Linked DNA regions of Homo sapiens: region 1 is linked to region 2. The links are chromatin contacts, found by Hi-C or POLR2A ChIA-PET in ENCODE. All regions are on one chromosome and are shown on one strand. Each heading gives the region's core, a stretch centred on a gene start or an enhancer-like site at or near the end of the contact. The rest is flanking DNA. Distances are from core to core; before and after follow the strand shown.

Region 1 (3,783 bases), core at 1,088-3,587, 2.9 Mb after region 2:
TGGGATCTAATTTAACTAAAGAGCTTCTGCACAGCAAAAGAAACTACCATCAGAGTGAACAGGCAACCTACAGAATGGGAGAAAATTTTTGCAACCTACTCATCTGACAAAGGGCTAATATCCAGAATCTACAAAGAACTCAAACAAATTTACAAGAAAAAAACAAACAACCCCATCAAAAAGTGGGTGAAGGATATGAACAGACACTTCTCAAAAGAAGACATTTATGCAGACAAAAAACACATGAAAAAATGCTCATCATCACTGGCCATCAGAGAAATGCAAATCAAAACTACAATGAGACATCTTCTCACAGCAGTTAGAATGGTGATCATTAAAAAGTCAGGAAACAACAGGTGCTGGAGAAGATGTGGAGAAACAGGAACACTTTTACACTGTTGGTGGGACTGTAAACTAGCTCAACCATTGTGGAAGTCAGTGTGGCGATTCCTCAGGGATCTAGAACTAGAAATACCATTTGACCCAGCCATCCCATTACTGGGTATATACCCAAAGGAATATAAATCATGCTGCTATAAAGACACATGCACATGTATGTTTATTGCAGCACTACTTACAATAGCAAAGACTTGGAACCAACCCAAACGTCCAACAATGATAGACTGGATTAAGAAAATGTGGCACATATACACCATGGGATACTATGCAGCCATAAAAAAGAATGAGTTCATGTCCTTTGTAGGGACATGGATGAAGCTGGAAACCATCATTCTCAGCAAACTATCGCAAGGACAAAAAACCAAACACCACATGTTCTCACTCATAGGTGGGAATTGAACAATGAGAACACTTGGACACAGGAAGGGGGAGATCACACACCGGGGCCTGTTGTGGGGTGGGGTGAGTGGGGAGGGATAGCATTAGGAGATATACCTAATGTAAATGACAAGTTAATGGGTGCAGCACACCAACATGGCACATGTATACATATGTAACAAACCTGCACGTTGTGCATATGTACCCTAGAACTTAAAGTATAATTTTAAAAAAATTAAAAAAAAGAAAGAAAAAATCCTCCAGTCTGAAGGCATTAAGTTATCAAAAAGCAAAATATTAAAATATAAAATTTTAGATGGGCACCCACTGTGTTGCCCTGATTATCCCCCTAGAATGCTACATGCTGGAAAGAGGGGCCTTAGCAGGTTTCTAAGTCTTTAACCTTCAGGTGGAAAAATGGGGAAACACACAAGAGACACTCCTACGTATAGTTTCAGAAAGAAGTTTAATTAAAAAACAGCTTTTGAGAATAAACATTCTGGAGATGCTTCTAAATCTTCTGGGTTTCTTTTGGTTGTATCTCTTTCTCCATACAGATTTGTTCTTTCAACTCAAGGACTATCAACTCTTTTTTTTTTTTTGAGACTGAGTCTCACTTTGTCGCCCAGGCTAGAGTGCAGTGGCGCCATCTCGGCTCACTGCAAGCTCCACCTCCCGGGTTCACGCCATTCTCCTGCTTCAGTCTCCCGAGTAGCTGGGACTACAGGCGCCCGCCACCACGCCCGGCTAATTTATTTATTTATGTATTTATTTTTGTATTTTTAGTAAAGATGGGGTTTCACCGTGTTAGCCAGGATGGTCTCGATCTCCTGACCTCCTGATCCGCCCGCCTCGGGGTCCCAAAGTGCTGGGATTACAGGCGTGAGCCACGGCGCCCGGCCAGGACTATCAACTCTTGTGTTTGGTACACAGGACACAAAGCAGGTGTCCGGTAACTACTTGCGAGGGAAGATACGAATTAACCAAGGAATAAAGTGTTCCAATCTGCATTCTGTCTTGCGTGGGGAACAAAACCAAACTAAGACCCAAGGATGAGGGTTTACGGTTAAGGTCTTCAGCGTGAATAAAAGGCGGCGTGAGCACTAAACGCCGGGGGCAAAGAACACTCCCGGCCCAGAGTTTGACCCCTCCTAGCGAGTTCTTCCCGGCCAGCTGCCCAACTTTTTGGCCTCTACTCCTCCGCGGGGGCACCATAAGACTCCCTACAGGTGGGCTACACTTAGGGGTTCAAATGCTGCATTACCGCGCTCGGGTGAGCGACTGCCCGGCCTGCAACTCAAGGGACTCCCAGGCCAAGTGGCTCCGAACTCGCGAGCTGTCGGAACAGTATTATTTTTGCTGCTACGGGCCATCTGGCCCAGGGCAACAGGGGCTCTGCGAGGAACCATAGAGAAGAAGGGGCGCCAGATCCCGCGTGCCTGCCCACCCGTCCTTCCTTTGGGCAGTCACCCTGAGCTCGGCAAGCTGTACCTCACCTGTCCACCTGGAAGGCTGCCCGCTCTCCCTGAGGGTCCTGGGAAGGCGGCACGAGACCGGAAGTGCCCCCCTCAGGTGACGTCACAGTACCGCGCCGGAGCTGATCCGGGAAGCCGATGTCAGCCTGGCGCGCGGCGCACAGCTGGCTGGGAGATTTCTTACTGGCTTGGAGCCGGTGGTCCAGATCAGAGAGACCTCTTGGAGGGTGTCGGGGTTTTCCTTTCTTTTTCATTTGAATTTTATCCGCCTTTTATTTTCTGTCATCCTTGATGTGCTTCTGGCTTCTGGCTTCCCTTTCCTTCTCTCTCATTTGTTCCATGTCTGCCCCTCTTTTCTCCCTCTTCCCATTTCCCTCTTTCTGCGTTACTAGTTGCATATCTTCCCCACATACACAGGAAAGTTGATTCTCATTTGATCATGTTCATAAGCATGATCAATAAAGTATTTTTTTAATTAAGGTGTTGCCAACTTTAAGAAAATTCAGAGAATAATATTAAGTATAGAGTTTATTTGGGCTCAGTGCTTGAGAATGGCCACTCAGGAGCTTAGATTCAAGTTGCCTTGAATATACACTCCAATTAGCAGCAGTCGGAGTAGGTTTTTTTTTTTTTTTTTTTTTTTTTTTGAGACGGAGTCTTGCTCTGTCGCCCAGGCCGGACTGCGGACCGCAGTGGCGCAATCTCGGCTCACTGAAAGCTCCGCTTCCCGGGTTCACGCCATTCTCCTGCCTCAGCCTCCCGAGTAGCTGGGACTACAGGCGCCCGCCACCGCGCCCGGCTAATTTTTTGTATTTTTAGTAGAGACGGGGTTTCACCTTGTTAGCCAGGATGGTCTCGATCTCCTGACCTCATGATCCACCCGCCTCGGCCTCCCAAAGTGCTGGGATTACAGGCGTGAGCCGGTTTTTAAGGAAAGGAGAGGAGGCAGAGCTTAACTTGTTTACCAAGAATTTATATTTAAAAAACTTAAGCTATTGACTGGCTATGCTTTCTTCCTTGTATCACAAATTCCAGGAACATAAAGATAATGGGTGAGGCAGCTAATAAAGAACAAAATGCCTTTAACAATTGCCCTAAGGCATGGGAAGGCGTGGCGGAAGCCAGTATTCACTTCTGTCCGGGTCTAATAAATTTTGCATACCTCACATAGCTCAGACAGCTCTGGGCTATTTTTCTTTTCTTAGTATGTACTTTTTTTAGACATAATACTGTTGTACACAATAATCTACAGTACAGTGTAAATATAAATTTTATATGCACTGGGAAACCAAAAAAATTCTGTGAACTGCCTTATTGTGATGTTTGCTTTATTGTGGTAGTATGGAACTGAACCCCCAATATCTTCAAAGTATGCTTGGATTTAAAAAAGAGGTTTACTTAGCTCATGGTTCTGCACATTGGAAAGCTCAAGGGGCATAGTGTGAGCATCTGCTCAGTTCTGGTTAGAGTTTTTTGTGCAGTGTCACAACATGGTAGAAGGTCAAAGGGGAAGCTGATACATGTGAAAACA
Region 2 (3,829 bases), core at 379-2,878:
TATATTTTTAGAACAATCTTAGAGCTTATGCTAAAGATGAACTATGTAAGAAAGTTACCTTCTTCAGCCACTTGTAAATAGCAGTGTGGACCAATGCTTTGGATCCTCTTCCACAGGAGAGGAGACAAGATTGGAGGAACCAAAGAACCATGGAATTAGGGACAAATGGCTCAGAACAGTGCTCTGCAGACACATGCATCTGTACTTTGCTTCCCAGAAGCCAAATGAAACTGTTGGAGCTTGGTGGGCTCCAGGCCTCAGGGGGAAGACCACCCTAGGCTTTATCTTTTCCTCTGCCCTTCCTGCCTGCTGTTAGCCTCTCCTCTGGACCAAAACTCCCTTTAAGGGGAAAACCTCCTCTTTGAAGCCCACAAGATACGGTGAGGATTACTGCCTTTTTCTGATTTCCAACGTGGGTTTTTCATTAAGCAAAGAACAATTAGAAAACCCACACATAACATAGGGTATTCAGTAAGTTCAGGAAAGTGTTTTCCACCATCTCTTTGCCCCCATTCCCTCCCCAGCGCTTGGCTCAAGGTCTGGAGCTTGAATCTGCATCGTCTTCCTAGGTGCTTGCCTGAGGTGAGTGGTCAGCGGGTGCTGGCTTGGGGGCAGCTGGCAGGGCGTATGCTGCGGGTAGGAACCCAGGGAACACTGGGCGCCTTAGCTTGGAGCAGCTGGCTCCGAGGAATTGTTCCACGTCTGCACAACTTAAAAATCTGCAGTTTGGGGGCGGGAGGGGGAGCGCGGGGGTGGGTCCCGAAGCGTCCCATTTCTCCTCCTGGCTGTTAACTGAGCGCTCTCGCTCAGTGCAGCGAGGCCAGCGATGCCTTCTGGACCACACGCTGTCCTCGCCGAGGTCCTGGTTTGTTCCTCAACGTCGGCTGAAGGCATCGTCCCCTGACTTCCTCTTCCATTCGTCCTTCCGAAAGGGGACCCGACTGGTTCCTCTTCTACATATGAGGCGCATCTGCTTGGTGCAAATGTCCAAGCACCTCTTCTGACTCGGTGAGTGGAGGAATAAGACAAAGCATCTTGTTCTGCACTGTGCCTGAGTCTTCAGGCAGCGGGACCGATGGCAAACATTGGCAGGAACTGGAGCTATATGTACTCTCCTTCGCACTTTGTTTTAAAACAAGTTTGGGCCTCGCGATTTCCTGAGGAAATCCAGGCAAATTAGCAAAGTGTCGCTTGGGCCGCGACTTTAGAAAGGCGGTTGCCCCAGCCGCCGGGGCCGCGGGGGAGGTCATCTTTTTCCCGCAGGGCCACGGCGCTTCCGGCCCAGGAGGGCGCGCAGGTGGGAGGCGCGGGGCGCGCTCCTGGTCCCACCCGGACAGCGCCTGCCGCTCCGGGGTGACTCTGCACTTGGGCCTGGGCGGGGGCGCGCGGCCGGCAGGGCAGCATCTAGGTCTATGGGTCTGTCCGCCTGTCTGGCGGTCGGAGCCCCGCAGTCCTCAGCCGCCCGCGCCCTCGGCCCGGGGCGCCCGGCTGCGGGCCCGAAGCGAGGGGCTGGCGGAGCTGCGACCAATGGGGCGGCGGCCGAGCGGCGGGCCCCGCCCCGTCCCGTCCGGCCCCGCCCCGCCCGCAGCTCCCGGGAGCCTCGCTCTAGCGGGGCGGGACCGACGGACAGACCGGCCGACGCGGGCCACCCCGCTCTCCTCGCCGCCGCGGCGGCAGGCGCGGGGCCGCGCCGCGAGGCCTGATCCCTGCAGCGCGGGCAGGCGGCGTCGCAGAGCGGAGCTAGCTGGATGCGTCCGGACTCCTGCAGGTACCTGGCTGGCGTCCCCACCTCCCTGCGCGCTCCGGAGACTTCTCCGGGCGACCCTGCAACTTTACCGCGCCTTCCCCCACCTTTTGCTGCCCCAGTCTCCTGTGGTCCAGGTCGCGGGTGCACGACCCCGAGGGTCTACGGCCGCAGAGCACTTTCCGTCCTTCTGGGCGTCTGGCCCGCGGCGCCCGCATCCTCTGGTCCCCAGAGCCCGCCGTCGCTGGAGCCCTAAGGCTCCGCCTGTTGCGTGAACTGCGGGCTGTTGAAGCGGTGGCTGGGTTGATTTGAAAGCCTCGGGGAAGGTATTTAGGATCAGCTTTCGGGGAGTGGGGTGGGCTATGGTCAGGGGGAGGACCACCTGGAGGCGGGAGAATCGATGAGCCGAAGAAAGGCGGCACCTCGCGTAGGGGCATCCCCGGGGCGTTTCCTTGGCCGGGAAGCCGTTCCTTCCCTTCCTCGAGAGGAGGCGCTTTCCTGGCGCTTGTAAATGCTTCCCGGGCCGTCTGCTCCGCCTTCTTTGTCATTCCTCCCCTCCCCTTTGCCCTGCAGCTGTGCTAGGCGCCCCGCGACAGTTGCAGGGAAGAGCGAACCCAGGGCCCTTGCTCTCGTGCAGCGCTGCGCCCTGGGTGGGGACGGCGTGAGGCTTGCAGCGCAGGTGTGGAGTCACTTGCGGACTCTGCGTTTGGATCAGTGGCAGTGGTGGGGAAGGGTCACCCCGGGGTCAGGAACTCCTCTTTTTTTTTTCGCGCCTTTCTGGGTGGCTGCCCGACCTCCTGAGGCACCTTGGCTAGCAAGCGAGCCAGTCTTGCCGGCAGGGGCCGCGGCGAGCCTGGCTGGGCGCCTTTCGCATTGCAGGGCTTGTCCTGCACCCCCAACCCCGCTCTGTCCCTTCTCGTTCATTTGGAGAAAGGAGCACCTTTTGCATTCTTGATGTCTCCCCCCGGTTTTGTCTGGGGAGACCGAGCCGAAAGCTTCACTCGGGTGGCCCGCAGCAGGGGCAGAGGACAGCAAAGAGCTACCTCCACCTGCCAAAATGACCCAGGGGCCCTGGTTTGGTGCCAAGGCGTGAAGTGGGGGGAGGGGCGGTAGGTGTTCCTTACGTTCCTGCCGGAGAGTAGCTTTGTGGTTGGCCCGGAGCCTTCGTTCGGGTTTTTTGTCTTTCACCCTACCCTCTGAAAATACTGGAGCAGATGAGTACAAACAGTTCAGAAGCCTTTCCTGTTTCTTTCCCTGTATTTACTCAAGCGATTTGCGTAACCATTCACTTGGAACTGTGTAAGTCACTCCTAGTTGCCCCCCTTCTTAGACTATTTGCAAATACCTGCCCAGGTAAACAGGAAGCACGCACCTATCTCTTAGCTGAAGGCATATGCCCTCGTGCTTTGTCTTCCCTGCATATCTGGAGCCGAAGAGGTGGCTTTGATTCTCTAGCTGAACTTGGTGTAATGTGCAGGCTCCACTTCTTACCTGGGTGGTGACCTTCTTGAGGAGATTGACTCGTTCAGTATGCATTTCCAACCAGCCCGCCATGGGCCAGGCCCCAGGATGCACTCGGGGACAGACAGCAAATGGATGATATAATTTCTGCACCCAGTCTAGTCTGTTCTTTCTTTCTCACCAGCTTCCCTTCTTCTCTTGTTCTAATATTATGTTTGTCGTTTCTGAACTAGGAATTGTCAATATTGGGATCCGGAGAAGGTCATATGAAGGTGCCATAGAACTCTGAATCCAAAGCATGTTGTGAATATACTAAGGAGACTTGCGGGATCAGTATTAATTGAATCTTTTGTCTGACCCATAATTGCCTGAATAGAGCCATTGATGAATGCAGCTACGCTAAGGTTTTGCTGGTCAAGTGTATGAGGGCAAATTGGGAGGTCAGAAGCAGTCTTTGTTCTGTTCTGAAATATTATAATATTAAAAATCCAAAGCTCTGGAGCTTGAGTTTGCCAGCAAAGCACCAACTGAGTATCATCATCTTCTTTTAAGAAGGAAGGGGGAGAGTGGGAACTGCAGCTCCCTCCTGTCTTCAGTGGGTTTTGCCCTTCACTGTAATTCTTC

The links. A loop is a pair of places that touch in the nucleus more often than their neighbours do. ChIA-PET counts read pairs that join two places held with the same protein, here RNA polymerase II (POLR2A).
Region 1: a map of endothelial cell of umbilical vein shows a loop between it and region 2 (7-fold over the local background). The contact joins the promoter of LDAH here to the promoter of KCNS3 in region 2. A Hi-C loop is called at or near these places in 1 of 168 maps with a recorded cell type or tissue (endothelial cell of umbilical vein). POLR2A ChIA-PET finds 5 or more read pairs at or near these places in 1 of 52 experiments (activated B cell).

Annotation. Positions count from the first base shown.
Region 1 is chr2:20,820,764-20,824,546 of GRCh38, forward strand. LDAH (lipid droplet associated hydrolase) reads right to left here and starts at 2,338. Exons shown (of 7, transcript NM_021925.4): 1 at 2,274-2,338. RefSeq lists enhancers at 1,214-2,039, 1,842-1,911, 2,132-2,521.
Region 2 is chr2:17,877,039-17,880,867 of GRCh38, forward strand. KCNS3 (potassium voltage-gated channel modifier subfamily S member 3) reads left to right here and starts at 1,629. Exons shown (of 3, transcript NM_002252.5): 1 at 1,629-1,768. RefSeq lists silencers at 1,240-1,399, 1,410-1,609, 1,700-1,749.